Linked DNA regions of Homo sapiens: region 2 is linked to region 1. The links are chromatin loops, found by intact Hi-C in ENCODE. Cell type or tissue: Calu3. All regions are shown on one strand. Links, peaks and the distances in the headings refer to the core of each region. The heading gives the core; the rest is flanking DNA.

What was found. Peaks named below come from ENCODE experiments on the same cell type or tissue, not always from the same donor. Only the 100,000 strongest peaks of a DNase experiment are listed, where the experiment ranks them.
Region 2: a loop joins it to region 1, with 10 times the contacts of the local background. A loop is called at or near these places in 59 of 110 quality-filtered maps.

What each region holds. Positions count from the first base shown.
Region 1 is chr17:16,992,232-17,002,214 of GRCh38, reverse strand. No RefSeq gene overlaps it. Among named protein-coding and RNA genes, the nearest start is that of LINC02090, 8.9 kb to the right of the region's middle. RefSeq lists enhancers at 4,628-4,677, 5,723-6,285. In Calu3, for the core only: a CTCF peak has its summit at 4,534 (motif pointing right); a DNase peak (open chromatin) is centred at 4,474.
Region 2 is chr17:17,309,939-17,319,921 of GRCh38, reverse strand. The region is part of intron 2 of NT5M (5',3'-nucleotidase, mitochondrial); the gene reads right to left. Among named protein-coding and RNA genes, the nearest start is that of NT5M, 12 kb to the right of the region's middle. In Calu3, for the core only: no CTCF peak of the experiment used is centred there; a DNase peak (open chromatin) is centred at 6,141.

The sequences.
Region 1 (9,983 bases), core at 841-8,840:
CTGTCCCTGGGTCAGAGCCCTGACATTTATTGCACCCACCCACCCCAGGGACAAAGTCCTCTGCACAGGGCGGGCAGCCAGCCCCTCGACCAAGGCCTCAGGAAGGTAAAGAAGCCGGGTCCACCCGTGCTCAACACCTGACTTCAGTCCAGGGTAGGCGGCCCAGGGCTCCTCTCCGCCCAAACTGGCTCCTCCCAGCGCCACCCAGAACGAGGGGTGCCGAGGGGCCCAGCACCTAGGTCAGCGGCGCCACCTGCTGGTGACCATTGGGAGGCGCCGGCGCCTGGTTCTCTGCAACATTCCGGCTCCAGAACCTACTTAAAAATTTTTTTCAAATAAAGAGACAACAGGATTTCTCTTCGCTCTGTCATTCAGGCTGGGGTGCAGGGGGTAGGCAGCCTCGAACTCCCGGGCTCAAGCCATCCTCCTGTCTCAGCCTCCCCAAGTGCTGGGATTGCAGGCGTGACCCACTGCAGATCTGCATTCTTAACCATACTCTACAAAAGCCCTTCGCTGAGAGGATGTGGTAGGATAGCCCTCCCTACAGTGCCCAGCACTGGGAGCACCTTCATACACGAAGCTGCTACTGCTGCTCCTGTCTCCCAAGACCTTATGTGGTCCCAGGCAGCCTGGAGGGCATCCCTCCCTCGGCGAAGACCAAGAGTTCCAAAAGGACACAGACACAAGAGGCCTGGGTCTCTGAGGTCCTCCAAGGGCCATCCTTCCAGTCCCAACCCCTGCTTGTCTCACAATATTTCTCAGGAGTGGTCCTTTAGTCTCTACTTGCACACTTCCAGGGACAGGGAACTCATCAGCTCTCAAAACCACTTGAGCCAACATCTGTCTCTCACTGGCTTGGCTCTGCCATCTGGGAGTCAGTGAAAATCCTGCTGGCTTGGGAGAGCAGGAGGCCCAGGTGCTGCAATGCTTGAGCTGTCGCTGTCAGTCCCTTGGCCCTTCCTGGGCTGCTGCCCTCCAGGTGGGCTCACGCACAGCAACTTCACTTCTTCCTCCTCCGTCTTTTTTGCAGAGAAAAGATTTGAACATCGAATATTTTTAGGAAGAAGAGTTTCTGTTTGAAAAACCTGCCTTCCATGGCTGCACAGCAAATCTGAGGAATCTCTTACTGGCCCTGGGTTTCACATTTACATTACAAGCAGAAGGTTCACATTGCTGTTGCCAGAGAGTGGGCTTGTTCCACGATGGGGGTCACCCACGCTTGCAGCAGATGCTTAAGATCTGAGCACTGGACATACAGGCCCTGGAAAGACAGAGAGACTTCCTGCATGGAGCTTACTGTCTGGGGGAGCAGACCACCTCACCATCCCACAGGGAAACAGACCGTCACAGCACGACAATAGCCTGGCAGGAGGGGTGCACAGAACCCTGGCAGCTCATCCTGGGGAAGGTGCTCTAGTCTGGGAAAAGGCTTCTCAGAGAAAGGGGTCTGTTTTATTTTTACTTTTTCATCATAGGAAGAGTGCACAGTTTAAGTGTTCAGCTTGATGAAGTTTTACCCATGGGTGCCTCAGGCTCAGCCCCCAGACCAAACTGGAGAAGACCAAGTTCGTGCCCAGCCCCTAGAGGGCTCCTTTGTCCCCTCCCATCCAACACTCCCCCCACCCCCCGAGAAGTAACCATTCTTCTCTACCCTTGTGCCATAGATTAATTCTGCTTCTTTTTGAGCTTCCTAGTAATGGAGGTTTGTGAATGGTGCTCTTTTGAGTCCGGCTTCTTCACTCAACAATGACATCTGTGAGATCCTCCCATATTGTTGTATGTGGTCGTCGGTGATTCTTTTTCATTGCTGTATAGTATTTCATTGTATGAATATACTGTCATTTGTTGATGTTTTCTGTTTATGGATATTTGGGCTGTGCTGGACAGTGATAGTTTTTGGCTGAGTGGAAGTTACCTTGCTATGTGGAGGCAGAGAGGATAGGGAGGAACACTTGATAAGGCAGGAACAACATACACAAAGACCTTTGGCAGGAGGGAGCCTGCCTGGGGCCCTGAAGGCTGGTGTGGCTGAGGGGCATCCCTTCCTGTACCCTGCTTCTAGGCCGCTGTGTTCTGAGTGCCTGCTGCTTTGGCCTGATATGTGGCCCTCCACACTCATTTCCACCTCCTCCTCCTGTGCCTTCCTGACCAGCAGGGACTGGGAAGCTGAAGGCTACATTTCCAGGTTCCCTTGCAATGGCTTCCAGGGTTAGGATCCACTAGTAACACGCCCAGGTGAGATCAAGGAGGCGGGGGTGGGGGACATCTTTTGGCAGCTCTGGGCTGTGTTCTGCCACCCAGCAGGGTCACAGGCACGTGGAAGTGTCTAAAGCAATGTTCCAGTGTCTGGTCTTGAGCTGCCCAGTGGCCCTGATCCCAGGTCCCTGCACCCCACGAAGTCAGTGGTGCTTCAGTGGCATCCCTGATTCCTACCTCCTGGGCAGCTTGGTTCTGCTGGGCTCTGGGAGCCATGGGGCAGGGGCAACCCAAGACCTCTCCTCCAACTCACCCAGGGATTTTGTAAGTGCTGGATGCCTGCATCAAATCCTAGCTGCTCAAACACCTGGAGATATCACCCATACCCATTGTGATGGCCACTCTAAAAAAATAATAATAACAAATGCTGTCAAGGATGTGGAGAAACTGCAATGCTTGCATATTGTTGGTGGGAATGTCAACTGGTGCAGCTGTTAAGGAAAACAGGAAGGAGATTCCACACACACACAGACACACACACAGACACACACACACACACACACACACACACACACACACAGAATTACCACATGATCCAGGCATCCCACTTCCGGGAACATACCGAAAAGAATAGAGAGCAGGTCTCAAAGAGATGCGTGCACACCCGTGTTGACAGCAGCCTTATTCCCAATAGCTGAAATGTGGAAGTGGTGTCCCTTCCATGGATGTCCCTCCACGGATGAATGGAGAAGCACACTATGGGACATCTGCACAGTGGAATGTTATTCAGCTTTCAAAAGGAAGGAAGTTTGGACACAGGCCACCACATGGATGGGGCTTGAGAACATTATGCTAAGCTAAATAAGCCAGTCACACAAAGACAAATCGTGTATGATTCCATGTAGGTGAGGCACTAGAGTAGTTAGATCTCTAGAGACAGAAAGTAGAATGGGGGTTGCCAGGGGCTGGGGAAGGGGGAAGGGAAGTCAGCGTTTCATGGGGACAGTTTCATTTCTATAAGATGAAAGGTTCTGGATATGGACGATGGGGATGGTTGTGTCACAATGTGAATGTACTTAATGACACTGAACTAGATACTTAACAATAGTTAAAATGGTAACTTTGTTTTTTTTTTTTGAGACTGAGTCTCGCTCTGTCGCTCAGGCTGGAGTGCAGTGGCGCGATCTCGGCTCACTGCAAGCTCCGCCTCCCAGGTTCACGCCATTCTCCTGCCTCAGCCTCCCAAGTAGCTGGGACTACAGGCGCCCGCCACCACACCCAGCTATTTTTTTTTTGTATTTTTAGCAGAGACAGGGTTTCACCGTGTTAGCCAGGATGGTCTCGATCTCCTGACCTCGTGATCCACCCGCCTTGGCCTCCCAAAGTGCTGGGATTATAGGCGTGAGCCACTGCGTCTGGCCTAAAATGGTAACTTTTATGTTATATGCATTTTACCATACATAAAACAAAACCCCAGACTGAAAACCAAAAGCACTCAGAGAGGTTTCTCTGCAGAGCTTTTCCTGTATGTTGTCGGGTCAGCTGATGCCCCATCCATGAAAGACAGGGACAGAGTCAGGCCCATTTTACAACTGAGAAAACCAAGGCTCGGCCAGAGGAGGGAGGAGCCCAGCAGGTGAGCAGCAGAGGGGGCTGGACTCTGGGTCTCCCTCCTGATCTGTGCTCTTTCCACCATTCCCATCCCCATGCCACCCCACCCCACCCTAAGGAATGGTCCTTCAAGAAGCCAGCATTTCCCTCTGTCAGGAGGAGGACAAAGCCCACCCACCCCAGCGGATCCTCAGACGGGAAGGCTGCTCCTGCCCCCCTTGGGATAGACACTCCCTCTCATGTCAGCCTGCATGGGAGCGGGGTCTCAGAACCAGCCTCTGAGAGTCAGAGGGGAGGCTGGACTGCTTTTGAGCCACTGGACTGGTTTGAAAAACGCCACCCCACACAGCCTCTGGAAATTTTCCCAGATTGTGACTAGGGGCTGGGCGAGAGTGAGGGACCCTTTACCCCTCTGTGCCCCTCTGTCCCTGGGTCAGAGCCCTGAAATTCATTGCACCCACCTGCTCCAAGGACAAAGTCCTCTGCACAGGGCAGGCAGCCAGCCCCTCACCCAAGGCCTCGGGAAGGTAAAGAAGCCGGGTCCACCCATGCTCACCATCTGCCTTTGGTCCAGGGTTGGCGGCCCAGGGCTCCACCCCGCCCAAACTAGCTCCTCCCAGTCCGACCAGGAACCTGGGGTGCAGTGTGCCCAGCACCTAGGTCAGGGGTGCCACATGCTGGTGACCATAGGGAGGTGCCAGCGCCTGGTGCCTTGTTGCATGCCAGTCAGCCACTAAGGGGCAGTGAGGGGCATCACCCAGGAGGGCTGTCACGCAGGAGGGCTGTCACCCAGCAGGGCTTTCACCCAGGGCTGTCACCCAAGAGGGTTGTCACCAGGGCTGTCACCCAGGAGGGCTGTCACCCAGGAGGAGTGGCCGACCACCCATAGGTGCTGAGGGGCCTTTAGATAAGGCCTTCTTCAAGCTGCCAGGGTCCTGTGGCAGCCATCACACAGTGTCACAAATGGGGTTTAACACAACAGAAGTTTATCCCGTCAGGGTTCTAGAGGCCACAGTCCAGGATCGAGGGATCGGCAGGTTCTGCCCCTCCTGGCCCCTTCCCTGGCTTCTGCTGGTGGCTGGCAGCCCTAGGTGTTCCTGGGCTCTGGATGCAACCTCTGCCTCCGTCTTCACGTGGCCTTCCTTCCTGTGTCTCTGTGCAAATGTCCCCTGCCTTATAAAGATACCAGTCATTGGTTAGGGCCCTCCCTAATCCAGCAAGACCTCATCTTCCCTTGATCACAGCTGAGAAGACTCTATTTCCAAATCACGTCACCTTCACAGGTGCTGGGTGGACATGACTTTTGGGGAGGTCACTACTGAACTCAGCACAGAGGCTCAGCTCAAACAGGGCCCCCTCCACGCAGCCCTGCCCCACCCCTTGCAGCGTCCCCTGTCCTCTGAGCCCAGCAGGGCGCTGTGGGCGGCTGGATGGGCCTGCACCACACCGCACCCGGCTTGCTGGTTGTGAAGCATTTTCTCTCTACATCTACCTCACAGCACGCAGCTGAGCGGCAACTCCTCGGGGAGGCTGAGCGGGGTTAGGGGCCCTTTCTTTTTTAAATCTGTTTTCAAGGCACTGTCATTGATGTGTGGGCCTGGAATACTCAGAGTGGAGTCGGGTTTTACAGGTTGAAGCCTGGAAAGAACTGTTGGGTTTCTGTGTGTAGCATCTGCTCCATGACATGATATACAAGAAGGAAGAATGGAAGAGGCTGTGATCCCAGCTGCTTAGAGAAAGGGTTGCGGTTGCAACGGTCAGAATGGCAGCCCAGTGAATCCCGTTGTCCATGGTGTTGAATTCTTGGAGACAGGTGCCTCCCTGCCAGCCAGCAATGTGAGAAACGATGTTCAAGACTGTTTTGATTCAGCCGGGCGCAGTGGCTCACACCCGTAATCCCAGCACTTTGGGAGGCCGAGGCGGGCGGATCACCTGAGGTTGGGGGTTCGAGGCCAGCCTGATCAACATGGAGAAACCCTGTCTCTACTAAAAACACAAAAATTAGCCGGGCGTGGTGGCGCATGCCTGTAATCCCAGCTACTCGGGAGGCTGAGGCGGGACAATCGCTTGAATCTGGGAGGCGGAGGTTGCAGTGAGCTGAGATTGCGCCACTGCACTCCAGTCTGGGCAACAAGAGCGAAACTCTGTCTGAAAACAACAACAACAACAATAACAAAAAGATTGTTTTGATTCAAGTGCTTATGAAAAACAGGGATGGGTGGGACAGGGGGTGGATTTCTGCCCAAAGCACTTCCTATGTGGGACCAGCAGGGCAAATGGCTGTGGACCAGCACGCAGCCAGCCAAAGGGAAACTGGTGTGTGGAGATGTGCTCCTGAGAGTCAAGTGCTTAAAATGCGAATCAAATGTGGGAAGTGCCAAGAAACGTTATATCAGGACATCATTCCACATTTGGAAAAAGAGGAAAGGCGGGCAGTGGGGAGATGACCTATTGTTGAGCCACACTACCCCAGCCAGAGAGGAGGCCTTGGGGAACCCCTCTTCTTTTTGTCACAAAAAAAGTTTATGTTCATAGTAGATGACAATTGTGGTGATATTGAACAACCTTCATTAAAATGATATCACCTGTATCTATTGATGACATTTCATAGTCTTCATGAAAGCCATTCTAAGTGGCTGCAAAACATTCACTCTAGTAGGCTGACTGTGACATTTTTGTGTCCCCTATTTTTGGGTGTTCAGGGACTTTCTAGCTTTGGCAATTAAAGGTAATACTCAAGTGCAGGTGTCAAATTTTGCCCACATTTTGGATTATTTCTTCTGGATGAATCCCTGGAAGTGGAATTCCTGAGTCAAAGGGAGGGAGGACTATTAAGTCCCTTGATTAGCGATTTCAAACTGGTGGGCCAGAGCCAGTTTGTCTGTTAGCTGAGTTTCATTTGGCCTATGCATTTTTTTTTTATGTACATACAGTTTTTTTGTTTTGTTTTGTTTTTTAGATATGAGGTCTCACTCTGTTGCCCAGGCTGGAGTGCAGTGACGTGATCATAGCTCACTGCAGCCTCAAACTCTTGGGCTTAAGCAATCCTTCTGCCTCGGCCTTCATAGTAGCTGGGACTACAGGCATATGCCACCATGCCTGGCTAATTTTTTTTTTAATTTTTGCAGAGACAGGGTCTTGCAGTATTGCCCACACTGATCTCAAACTCCTGGCCTGAAGCAATCCTCCTGCCTCAGCCTCTCAAAGCACTTAGATTACAGGCATGAGCCACCGGGCCTGTGCACACATTTTTAAAAGTAAGATTTCCCATCAGAATGCAGATTTACAGCTTATCTTGGAAAATCAAAGCTGCCCAATCAATCAATGTAATCCACTGCATTACAGGAATGAAGGGAGAAAGCCAGATGATCATCCTAATTGATGCAGAAAAAGCATTTAACAAAAGGCAGCATCTTTTCATGATTAAAAACCTTCAACAAACTTGAAACAGAGGAAACTTCTTCAACATGAAAAAGCACATTTGTGAAAAACCCTCAATGATGGAAGGCTGAAAGCATTTACCCCAACAGAGGAACAGGACGGGATGCCCAATTTTCACCACTTCTGTTCAGCATAGTACTGGGATTCTAGCCAGATAAATTAGGCAAGAAAAAGAAATAAAAGGCATCATATCGGAAGAGAAGAAATAAAAGTATTCACAGATGACATGATCTTATATAGGAAAAAATCTGCTGAAAAACTATTAGCCCTAACAGAGGAATTGAGCAATGTTGTGGAGTGCAAGGCCAACACACAAAAATTAGTTGTATTTCTATATGCTGGCAACGAGCAATCCAAAAAGAAACTTAAGAAAACAATTCCACTTACAATAGCATCCTTAAGAATAAAATTCATAGGAATAAATTTAACTAAGGAGATGAAAGACTGGTACACTGAAACTTACAATGCATTGCTGAAAGAAATTAAAGAAGACCTAAATACATGGAAACTCAGCTCATGTTTATGGACTGGAAGACTTAATATTGTTAAGATGCAATACCACCCAAAGCAAAATACAGTCTTGATGCGATCTCTATCAAAATTCCAATGGGCTTTACTGTAGAAATGGAAAAGTTGATTCCCAAATTGCTATGGAATTGCAAGGGACCGCAAACAGCCAAGACAATCTTGAAAAGAAAAAAAGGATAAATTGACGGACTCACACTTCCTGATTTCCAAAACTTACTACAAAGCTACAGCAATCAAAAGGTTGTGATACTGGCATAAGGACAGACTTACAGAATGGAATATAGACATATAGACAATGGAATGGATTGAGACAAAGCAGACATATAGAAAACGAAATAGATTAAGAGTCCAGAATTAAGCCCTCAGATATATGGCCTGTTGATTTTGGACAAGAATGCCAAGATTGCTCAGTGGGGAAAGGCCAGTCTCTTCAAAGATGGTGCTGGAACTATTGGATATCCATAAAAAAGAATGAAATTGGATCCTTACCTCACACCATATACAAAAATTAACTTAAGATTGATTAAAATTGTAAATATAAGAGCTGAAACTATAAAACTCTTAGAAGGAAACATAATGGTAAATCTTCATGACCTTGAATTTGGCAGTGGTTTTCTAGCTATGACAACAAAAGTGCAGGCAACAAAAGAAAAAATAACATGGACTTCACTAAAATTAAAAACGTATATACAGCAAAGAACACTATCAAGAGAGTGAAAAGGCAACCCACAGAACAGGAGAAAATATTTGCAAAGCATATAGCTGATAAACATCTAGTATCCAGGATAGAGGAAGAACTCTCACCACTCAACAACAAAATACCCAAATAATCCAACTTAAAAATTGGCAAAGTACTTAAATAGACATTTCTCCAAAGAAAATATTCAAGTGGCCAATAAGCACAGGAAAAGTTGTACAACATCATTAATTATTAGGGACATAAAATCAAAACCACAGTGAGGTACCTTTTCACACCCACCAGGATGGCTATAATTTTGGGGCCGGGGGAATAACAGGTATTGGTGAAAATGTGGAAAAATTGGAAGCTTTGTACACTCCTGGTGGGTATGTAAGATGGTGCAGTTGCTGTGGAAAACAATGTGGTGGTTCCCCAAATAGTTTAACATAGAATTACCCTGCATTTCCACTCCTAGCTGTGTATCCCAAAGGAATTGGTAACAAACACTTGTACACAAATGTTCTTAGCAGTACATTGTAATTGCTGTAATGGCCAAAAGGTGGAAACACCCTAAATGTGCACAGCTGATGAATGGATACACAAAATGTGTTCTATCCATAATGGAATATTATTCAGACATAAAAAGTGAGGAAATACTGATACGTGCTATGATGTGGATAAATCTATAAAAATATTATGCTAAGTGAAAGAAGCTAGACATAAAAGATTCCATATGGTATGATTCCATTTATATGGAATGGCCAGAATAGGTAAATCCAGAAAGACAGAAAGGAGATGAATGGCTTTCAGGGAACGAGGGGAGGAGGAAATGGGGGATGACTGCTTAATGTGTACGGGTGTCCTTTAAATGTGATGAACATGTTCTAGAATGGGATACTGCTGATGGTAGCACAACATTGTGAGTGTATTAAGCACCACTGAAATGTACACTTTAAAATAGTTAAAATGATGAATTTTATGTTATGTAAGTTTTACCTCAAAATTTTTTTTCTTTCTTTTTTTTTTTTAGATGGAGTCTTGCTCTCTCTTGCCCAGGCTGGAGTGCAGTGGTGAGATCTCGGCTCACTGCAACCTCCGCCTCCCAGGTTCAAGCAATTCTCCTGTCTCAGCCTCCCAAGTGGCTGGGACTACAGGCCCACACCACCATGCCCAGCTAATTTTTGTATTTTTAGTAAATAGAGTTTCACCATATTAGTCAGGCTGGTCTCGAACTGCTGATCTCAGGTGATCCACCCAGCTCGGCCTCCCAAAGTGTAGGGATTACAAGCATGAGACACTGCACCTGACCAATTTTTTTCTTTAAAATCGGGCCAGGTGCAGTGGCTCAGGCCTGTAATCTCAGCACTGTGGGAGGCTGAGGTAGGAGGACTGCTTGAGGCCAGGGGTTTGAGGCCAGCCTGTGCAACAAGCAAGACCTTATCTCTACAAAAGTTAAAAATGTAGCCGGGTATTGAGGTGCACATCTGTCGCTACTCAAGAGGCTGAGGCTGGAAGATCACTTGTGCCC
Region 2 (9,983 bases), core at 1,251-9,250, 320 kb before region 1:
GCAGTGAGCCGAGATCACACCACTGCACTCCAGCCTGACGACAGAGCGAGACTCCGTCTCAAAATAAAGAAAGAAAGAAATATTTAAAAAAAGTAAAAGACACACATGGGAAACCCAGATCACCACAATCAAGAAATAAACACGCCTGCCACCCTCAAAGGTTCTCCTTTGTTATCTCTCCCAGCTGTCCCTCCCGTCCCTCCCTGCCCCTGGGGCCCTAGGCAACCACCCATCTACTTTCCATCAGTACAGATTGGATAGTATTTTCTAGAATGTTACATAAAAGAAAGTATAGTCTATACTCTGTTTTGCCTGGCTTCTTTCATCCAGCAAAACTATTCTGATATTCGCCCATAGTGTTAAATAAATGTATCAACAGTGTGTCCTAATTGTTAAATAAATGTATCAATAGTTTGTCCTAAATTTTTAAATGTTTGAGTAAACATTTCTTAAAAGTTTTACTGAGATAGAATTCATATATCCTAATATTCACCTATTTTAAGTGTATAATTAAATAAATGTTAGTATATTTACAGGGTTTTACAGCCATCACCACAATCGAATTTAAAGACACTTCCATCACCCCAAAAAGAAGCCCCATTCCCATTAAGCAGTCATTCCCACAGCCCCTCCCCACAGCCCGGGGAACCAGGGGCTGCCTAGCTCTAAGGATTTGCCTCTTGTTCAGAAACTTTTTTTTTTTTTTTTCTAAGACGAGGTCTCACTCTTGCCCAGGCTGGAGTGCAGTAGCTCAATCTCAGCTCACTGCAACCTCTGCCTCACAGGTTCAAGCAATTCTTCTACCTCAGCCTCCCCGCAAGCAGCTGGGATTACAGGCACCCACCAACACGCTCAGCTAATTTTTGTATTTTTAGTAGAGGTGGGGTTTCACCATGTTGCCCAGGCTGGTCTCGAACTCCTGACCTCTGGTGATCCACGTGCCTCGGCCTCCCAAAGCACTGGGATTACAGGGGTGAGCCACCACGCCCGCCCCATAATATTTCACATAAATAGAATCCTACAATACGTGGCCTTCTGTGTCTGGCTTCTTTCACTCAGTATCATGTTTTCAAGGTTCATTCATGTTGCCACATGAATGGGTAGGTCATTCCTTTTTTTTTTTTTTTTTTTTTTTTGAGACGGAGTTCTGCTCTTGTTGCCCAGGCTGGAGTGCAATGGCGTGATCTCGGCTCACTGCAACCTCCGCTCCCCAGGTTCAAGGGATTCTCCTGCCTCAGCCTTCCGAGGAGCTGGGATTACAGGTATGTGCCACCACGTCCAGCTAATTTTGTATTTTTAGTAGAGACAGAGTTTCTCCATGTTGGTAAGGCTGGTCTCAAACTCCGGACCTCAGATGATCCGCCCGCCTCAGCCTCCCAAAGTGCTGGGATTACACACTTGAGCCACTGCGCCCAGACTTTTTTTTTTTTTTTTTTTTTTTGAGACAGAGTCTCGCTTTGTTACCCAGGCTGGAGTTCAGTGGCACGATCTAGACTCACTGCAACCTCCCGTTTCCCCAGTTCAAGTGATTCTCCTGGGTCAGCCTCCCAAGTAGCTGGGATTACAGGTGCCTGCCACCAAGCCTGGCTAATTCTTTTTGTATTTTTAGTAGAGACGGGGTTTCGCCGTGTGGCACTGGCTGGTTTCAAACTCCTGAGCTCAGGCAATCTGTCCCCCTCAGCCTCCCAAAGTGCTGGGATTACAGGCATGAGCCACCATGCCCGGCAGTCATTCCTTTTTATAGCTGAAACATATTCCATTGTGTGGCTACGTCACATTTTAAATATCCATCCATCACTTAGTGGATACTTGGGGTTGCTGTGAATAGTGTTGCTGGGACATTCGGGTACTAGTATTTGTTTGAATACCTGTTTTCAATTCCGTGGATATACACCTATGAGTTGAATTGCTGGCTCATACAGTGAGTCTATGTCTAACTTTTTTTTTTTTTTTTTTTTTGATCATGGAGTCTCACTCTGTCACCTAGGCTGGAGTCCAGTGGCATGATCTCAGCTCACTGCAACCTCCACCTCCTGGGTTCAAGCGATTCTCCTGCCTCAGTCTCCCAAGAGCTGGGATTACAGGTGCCTGCCACCATGCCTAGCTAATTTTTGTATTTTTAGTAGACAGGATTTCATCATGTTGGCCAGGCTGGTCTCAAACTCTTGACCTCAGGTGATTCGCCCTCCATGGCCTTCCAAAGTGCTGGGATAACAGGCGTGAGCCACCATGCCCGGCCTAACATTTGGAGGAAATGTTTTTCAAGGTGTTTTTCCACACTGGCTGCACTGTTTTATATTCACACCCACAATGTGAATTGTGGTTTTTTTAGAGACTGTCTCACTCTATGTTGCCCAGGCTGGCCTTCCGGCCTTCTGTTGCCCTTCTCAGCCTTCTGAGTAGCTGGGAGCACAGGTGAGCGCCACTCACCCAGCTCCTCCTTGTGGTTTTGACTTGCATTTCCCTAATGACTGATGATGTTTTCAGGTAGTTACTGGCCATCTGTATATCTTCATTGGAAAAATGTCTATCCAAATTCATTGCCCCAAATCCACATTTTAAAAACCTAAATTGGCCGGGAGCAGTGGCTCACGCCTGTAATCCCAGCACTTTGGGAGGCCGAGGTGGGCAGATCACCAGGTCAGGAGATCGAGACTAACCTGGCTAATACGGTGAAACCCTGTCTCTACTAAAAATACAAAAAATTAGCGGGGCATGGTGGCAGGCACCTGTAGTCTCAGCTACTCGGGAGGCTGAGGCAGGAGAATGGCATGAACCCAGGAGGCAGAGCTTGCAGTGAGCCGAGATCATGCCACAGCACTCCAGCCTGGGCGACAGAGCGAGACTCTGTCTCAAAAAAAAAAAACAAAAACAAAAACAAAAACAAAAAACAAAAAACCTAAGTTATGGCCAGGCACGGTGGCTCATGCCTGTAATCCCAGCACTTTGGGAGGCCGAGGCGGGTGGATCATGAGGTCAGGAGATCGAGACCATCCAGGCTAACAGGGTGAAATGCTGTCTCTACTAAAAATACAAAAAATTAGCCAGGCGTGGTAGCATGTGCCTATAGTCCCAGCTACTCTGGAGGCTGAGGCAGGAGAATCGCTTAACCCGGGAGGCAGAGGTTGCAGTGAGCTGAGATTGCGCCACTGCATTCCAGCCTGGGCAACAGAGCGAGACTCCATCTCAAAAAAAAACAAAAACAAAACAAAACAAAACAAAACAAAAAACAAAACCCTAAGTTATGGCTGGGCACGGTGGCTCACTTCTGTAATCCCAGCACTTCGGGAGGCCGAGGAGAGCTGATCACCCAAGGTTAGGAGTTCCAGACCAGCCTGGCCAACATGGTGAAACCCCATCTCTAATAAAAATACAAAAATTAGCCAGGTGTGGTGGCGGGCGCCTGTAATCCCAGCTACTCAGGAGGCTGAGGCAGGAGAATCACTTGAACCCGGGAGGCAAAGGTTGCAGCGAGCCAAGATCATGCCATTGCACTCCAGCCTGGATGACAAGAGTGAAACTCTGTCTCGAATAAATAAATAAATAAATAAAAACCTAAGTTACAGCTGGGCACGGTGGCTCACGCATGTAATTCCAGCACTTTGGGAGGCCAAGGTGTCAGGAAGTCAAGCGGTTAAGAGGTTAAGACCAGCCTGGCCAACATGGTGAAAACCTGTCTTCACTAAAAACACAGAAATTAGCCAGGCATGTTGGCGAACACCTGTAGTCCCAGCTACTTGGGAGGCTGAAACAGGATAATTGCTTTTACCCGGGAGATACAGGTTGTAGTAGGGAGCCAAGATGGCACCACTACACTACAGCCTGGGGGACAGAGTGAGATTCTGTCTCATTTAAAAAAAAAAAAAAGGCCGGGCATGGTGGCTCATGCCTGTAATCCCAGCACTTTGGGAGGCCAAGGCGGGCTGATCACAAGGTCAGGAGATCGAGACCATTCTGGCTAACACAGTGAAACGCCATCTCTACTAAAAAATACAAAAAAAAATTAGCCGGGCGTGGTGGCAGATGCCTGTAGTCCCAGCTACTTGGGAGGCTGAGGCAGAACAGCATGAACCCGGGAGGCGGAGCTTGCAGTGAGCTGGGATCACACCGCTGCACTCTAGCCTGGGTGATGGAGCGAGGCTGTCTCAAAAAAAAAAAAAAAAAAAAAACAAAAAAACCCTAAGTTAGATCACATCAATCTCTCTTCAACTTCACCCTCCACCCACCCCTGCCACCCCCAACATGCTTCCTAAGTTCCAGTGCCAGCTGTCCAGTTCCTTTATGTTACTCAGACAAACAAAGGCCTGGCCCGGCTCAGGCATTGGCACCTGCTCCTCTCCTGGCCTGCAAGGCCTGTCCCGACTCTTCACTGGCCCATTCATTCTTACTCTTCAGGTCTGATGTCAATTCTCAGCTCCCTAGAGCCAGCTTCCCATTCTACCCAAAGCAGCCCCTTCCCTGTTTCCTCTGCAGCACAGCCCCTTGTTTAGTTCCTTCACTAAGCTTATCACAGTTGGAAATCATTTTAGTTTATATGTTGTCATCTTCCCTGCTGTGAGACCTGCCCTGAAACTGGAGACCTTAGGTGTGTTATTTACATATATATCCCCAGTGCTAGCACAGTACTGGGTGCATATTAAGTCGTAAAATGTATCTGTTTAATGAACCCATGAATAAACTGCCTCTTACTCTAGGCTTCACGACAGTGAGCACCATGTTAAAATCAGGTTTAAGTTCTTATCCTTCTAAATGAGTGGTTTCCTCCAAAATTGTTAAAAAAAAATTTTTTTTTAAATCAACAATTACTGTGGGATTATGCACATGAAGTTATTCATTTGGCAAATATTTTGAGTGTGTGATGTGCCAGGCATCATTCTGGGAACTAAGAATAGAGCCAGAACCAAGACAATCCCTGACCTCAGGGAGCTGACACTCAAAAGAGGAAGGGACAGACACAGACATGCAATTTCAGCTTAGAGTACACACTCAGGGTCATGGGACAGAACGACCAGGAGGGGAGGGCAGAGACCTCAGCTGCAGTGGTCAGGGAAGGCCTCTGTGAGGAGGCAACATGCACGGTTCTCAGTTTGAAAGAGAAAAACAATCTAGCTGTGTAAAGAACTAGGGCAGAAACATTCCAGGAAGATGCAACAAGAACAAAGGTCCTAAGACCAGAAACACGTGTGGCACATCCAAGGGGCAGGAAAGAAGCCAGCGTGACAGGAGCAGAGGAAGACAGAGGTTGGAAAGGAAGGCAGGGTCAGATGGCAGACAGCCTTCCCAGCCTGGCCAAGGGACAGCGGGATTTTACCACAAGATGAAGCCAGCAGAGGGCTTTCAGTGGGGCTAACATCATCTGAATTTGGTTTAAAAAATATCACTCTGACTGCTGGGTGGAGCATATCAATTTGTAAATCTATATTTAAATATGTAGGGGGGTGCACTTCAAAAGGTCTGGAAGCATACACACCAAATTCTTAACTAGAGCAAGAAGAGTGGGCCAAGGTGGGTATATGCAGGGAGAGAGGTCAACTGACACATTTTCACACACGCTCATGCTATTGGAGTCTTTTATAAGAATATATTCGGCCGGGCACGATGGCTCACGCCTGTAATCCTAGCACTTTGGGAAGCCGAGGTGGGTGGACCACCTGAGGTCAGGAGTTAAACACCAGCCTGACCAACGTGGTGAAACCCCGTCTTTACTAAAAATACAAAAAATTAGCCGGGCGTGGTGGCGGGCGCCCGTAATCCCAGGTACTCCAGAGGCTGAGGCAGGAGAATCACTTGAACCCGGGAGGCGGAGGTTGTAGTGAGCCGAGATCGCACCACTGCACTCCAGCCTGGACGACAGAGCAAGACTCCATCTCAAAAAAAAAAAGAATATATTCATATATTCCCGAACAATAAAAAGAATGGTCACCCCTGAAGATATTCCAAACCAAGCTCCTCAGAACCTGAGGCTCTGCCCAGGGAAGCCCTATCTCACGCGCAGAGCTGCTGGAACAGGGCAGGACGTGCCACAAAGGCCATCTCAGGAGAGTCCCCTGGGCGTCTGCTCAACTGTTCCCCTCCTACCTGGAGTCCCCTTGCCCTTCACTACCTGGCAGGTTCCTTTTCATTCCTCAAGATGGCAGCACAATGGCGTGGCCTCCCGGGGAGCAGCAGTTCCTGCCTGCCTGCCTGAGCCCCAACGCCACGATTACTTTGAGATCTATGTTCCAATGTCTGTTTACCAGGGAACTCTTTGAAGGTAAGAACTCTCTTACCTATTTGTGTCCCCGCAGCCCCTGGGATGAGGCTGAGCATGCAGCAGATGCTGGATAAATAGTCATGAGGGTGACTGATCAGCCTTGGTCTCTGCTGCTGGGCCCACATCTCTTGTACTCAGTGCCCACTTCAGCACCAGATACACAGTTATCCACTCAGTTACTGACGAGTCCCTTCGCTTTGTCTAGATACTGGGCACAAACTGACCATAGGAATCTTCTACCAATTTAAGAGCCAAATGGAGATAAAGGACCACTGGGTATGGTCTAGATTTGCATTCCCAAACGGGAATTTCTGCAAAGGTATTAATCGAGAAGCTATGAAAAAATGTTCCAGGCTAGAATACCTTTTTTGGTTTTTGGTGTTTTTTTTGAGACAGATTTTCACTCTTTTTACCCAGGCTGGAGTGCAATGGCGCAATCTCAGCTCACCACAACCTCTGCCTCCAGGGGTTCAAGCGATTCTCCTGCCTCAGCCTCCTGAGTAGCTGGGATTACAGGCATGCCCCACCACGCCCACCACACCCAGCTAATTTTTTATTTTTAGTAGAGACAGGGTTTCTCCATGTTGGTCAGGCCGGTCTCGAACTCCTGACCTCAGGTGATCCGCCCGCCTCAGCCTCCCAAAGTGCTGGGATTACAGGTGTGAGCCAGCACCCGGCCTAGAATATCTTTTTTTAAGAGACGGGGTCTTGCTCTGTTGCTCAGGCAGGAGTACATGGCGTGATCATAGCTCACTGCAGCCTTGAACTCCTGGGCTCAAGTGATCCTCCTGCCTCAGCTTCCCAAGTAGCTAGGACTATAGGGACAGGTCAGCATGCCTGGCTTCTTTTTATTACTATTATTATTTTTTTTTAGTAGAGACAGGAGCTTGCTGTGTTGCCCAGGCTGGTCTCAAACTCCTGAGCTCAGGTGATTCTCCTGCCTCAGTCTCCCAAAGTGATGGGATTACAGGCATGAGCTACCAAACCCCACCCAGGCTAGAATACATTTTTTTTTTTTTTTTTTGAGATGGAGTTTCACTCTTGTTGCCCAGGCTGGAGTACAATGGCGCAATCTTGGCTCACCGCAGCCTCCACCTCCCAGGTGCAAGCAATTCTCCTGCCTCAGCCTCCCGAGTAGCTGGGATTACAGGCATGCACCACCATGCCTGGCTAATTTGTTTGTATTTTTAGTAGAGACGGGGTTTCTCCATGTTGTTCAGGCTGGCCTCGAACTCCTGACCTCAGGTGATCTGCCCACCTTGGCCTCCCAAAGTGCTGGGATTACAGGTGTGAGCCACCGTGCCTGGCCGCTAGAATACTTTTGAAGAAAGCTGCATCCCTTACTACCCCAATGCAGTGTCACAAAGCACACAAGCACTTAAAAGCTCTGAAAAGTACTATGGTGAAGAAGCCAATCTAATCCATTGTTTCCCATACCGTGGTGGCTTAAGGATGCCTTTCTTGCGATATGCCTATTAAATCTTACAGAGCGGCAACAGCAGCAGCTAGCATTTGCTGAGCACCTGCTATGTGCCAGGCACATATACTGAGGACTTTCTCCTTATCTCCATTTTACTGAAACCCAGAAAGTTTAATAACTTGCCTGACATCTGGGAATGAGATTCTGGGGAAGTGAGGATGTGAGCCTGGGCAGCCAATGTCCAGAACCCCACTCCAAACCACTGTGCCCTGCAGCTCCCCAGGACACAGTCATGTGGCTGCAGGTCAGCACATGCTGATCCAGGCCACGAGCAGGGTTTTGAAAGCTTAAGTGTGAATGCTGTACACATATTCTTTGCCTCTCAGACTCCTGCTACAGGAACACGATACATCAAGTTCATACCATAAACCAGAATAAAATTCACTACTCTGCAGGACTTGGACTCACATCCAAAGATAAATTACTACCAAATAAGGTCTACGATTCAACTCAAACTCTGTATTTTGTGTTTCTCTGACACCTATTTATCATATTAGAACTTTAAAAGTTGACAATTTTTAGAGGCATTTATATGACACAATGAAGGCCAAATCATACCTTACATTTGTCATTCAGGTTGCTAAATTCAAGCAAAAATGTGGCCAATAAAAGTTATCTAAGTCTAGAAATAAATCCTTATATTGATGCTCAATTAATTCTCAGCAAGAGTGTGAATACAATACAGTGGGAAAAAAGTAGTCTTTTCAATAAATGAAACTGGGACAACAAGATATCTACATGCAAAAGAATGAAGTTTGACCCCCTACCTCACACCATATACAAAAATTAACTCAAAATGGATCATAGGCCTAAATGGAAGAGCTAAAACTAAAACTCTTTTTTTTTTTTTGAGACAGAGTCTCACTCTGTCGGCCCAGGCTGGAGTCCAGTGGCGCAATCTTGGCTCACTGCAAGCTCCGCCTCCCAGGTTCACGCGATTCTCCTGCCTCAGCCTCCTGAGTAGCTGGGACTACAGGCGCCCACCACCACACCCAGCTAATTATTTTTGTATTTTCAGTAGAGACAGGGTTTCACCGTGTTAGCCAGGATGGTCTCGATCTCCTGACCTCATGATCCACCCGCCTCGGCCTCCCAAAGTGCTGGGATTACAAGCGTGAGCCACCGCGCCCGGCCCAAAACTAAAACTCTTAAAGAAAACACAGGGGCAAATCTTTGTATTTTTTGTATTTTTAGTAGAGATGGGGTTTCACCATGTTGGCCAGGCTGATCTTGAACTCCTGACCTCAGGTGATCCACCTGCCTTGGCCTCCCAAAGTGCTGGGATAAGAGGCGTGAGCCACTGTGCTCAGCCGAATCTTTTTCTTTTTAGACAGGGTCTCGCTCTTGTCACCTAGGCTGGAGTGCAGTGGTGTGAACTTGGCTCACTGCAAACCCTCCCCCTCCCCCCACTCTCTCCACCCCCCTGAGGTTCAAGTGATCCTCCCACTTCAGCCTCCCAAGTAGCTGGGATCACAGGCACGCACCACTATGCCTGGCTATTTTTGTTGTATTTTTAGTGGAGGCAGGGTCTCCCCATGTTGGCCAGACTGGGCTCAAATTCCTGAGCTCAAGTGATCTGCCTGCCTCGGCCTGCCAAGTGCTGAGATTACAGGCCTAAGCCACCACACCTGGCCTCAAGCATCTTTTTATGTGCTTATTGGACATTCTAAATTTTCTTTAAAGAAATGTTCATTCAATCCTTTGTTGAGGTTTTCAATTGGTTTGTCTTTTTTTACTGTTAGCTTTTGGACAAGGTCAGGCACAGGATAACTTACTTTTGGGTATAACACTACATTTTTGTATTTTTTGTAGAGACAGGGTCTCACTATGTTGCCCCAGCTGGTCTTGAACTGCTGGCCTCAAGTGATCCTCCTGCCTTGGCTTTCTGCTGAGATTACAGGCATGAGCCACTGTGCCTGGCTTTTTTTCATTGTTAACTTGGAAGAGTTCTTTATATATTCTAGATACAAGTCTCTTATCAGATACATGATTTATAAATATATTCCCTCATTCTGTAGACTTTCATTTCAATTTCTTAATTTTGTCCTTAGAAACACAAAAGTTAGGCCGGGCGAGGTGGCTCACGCCTGTAATCCCAGCACTTTGGGAGGCTGAGGAGGGTGGATCACGAGGTCAGGAGATCAAGACCATCCTGGCTAACATGGTGAAGCCCCGTCTCTACTAAAAATACAAAAAATTAGCCAGGTGTGGTGGTGGGTGCCTGTAGTCCCAGCTACTCGGGAGGCTGAG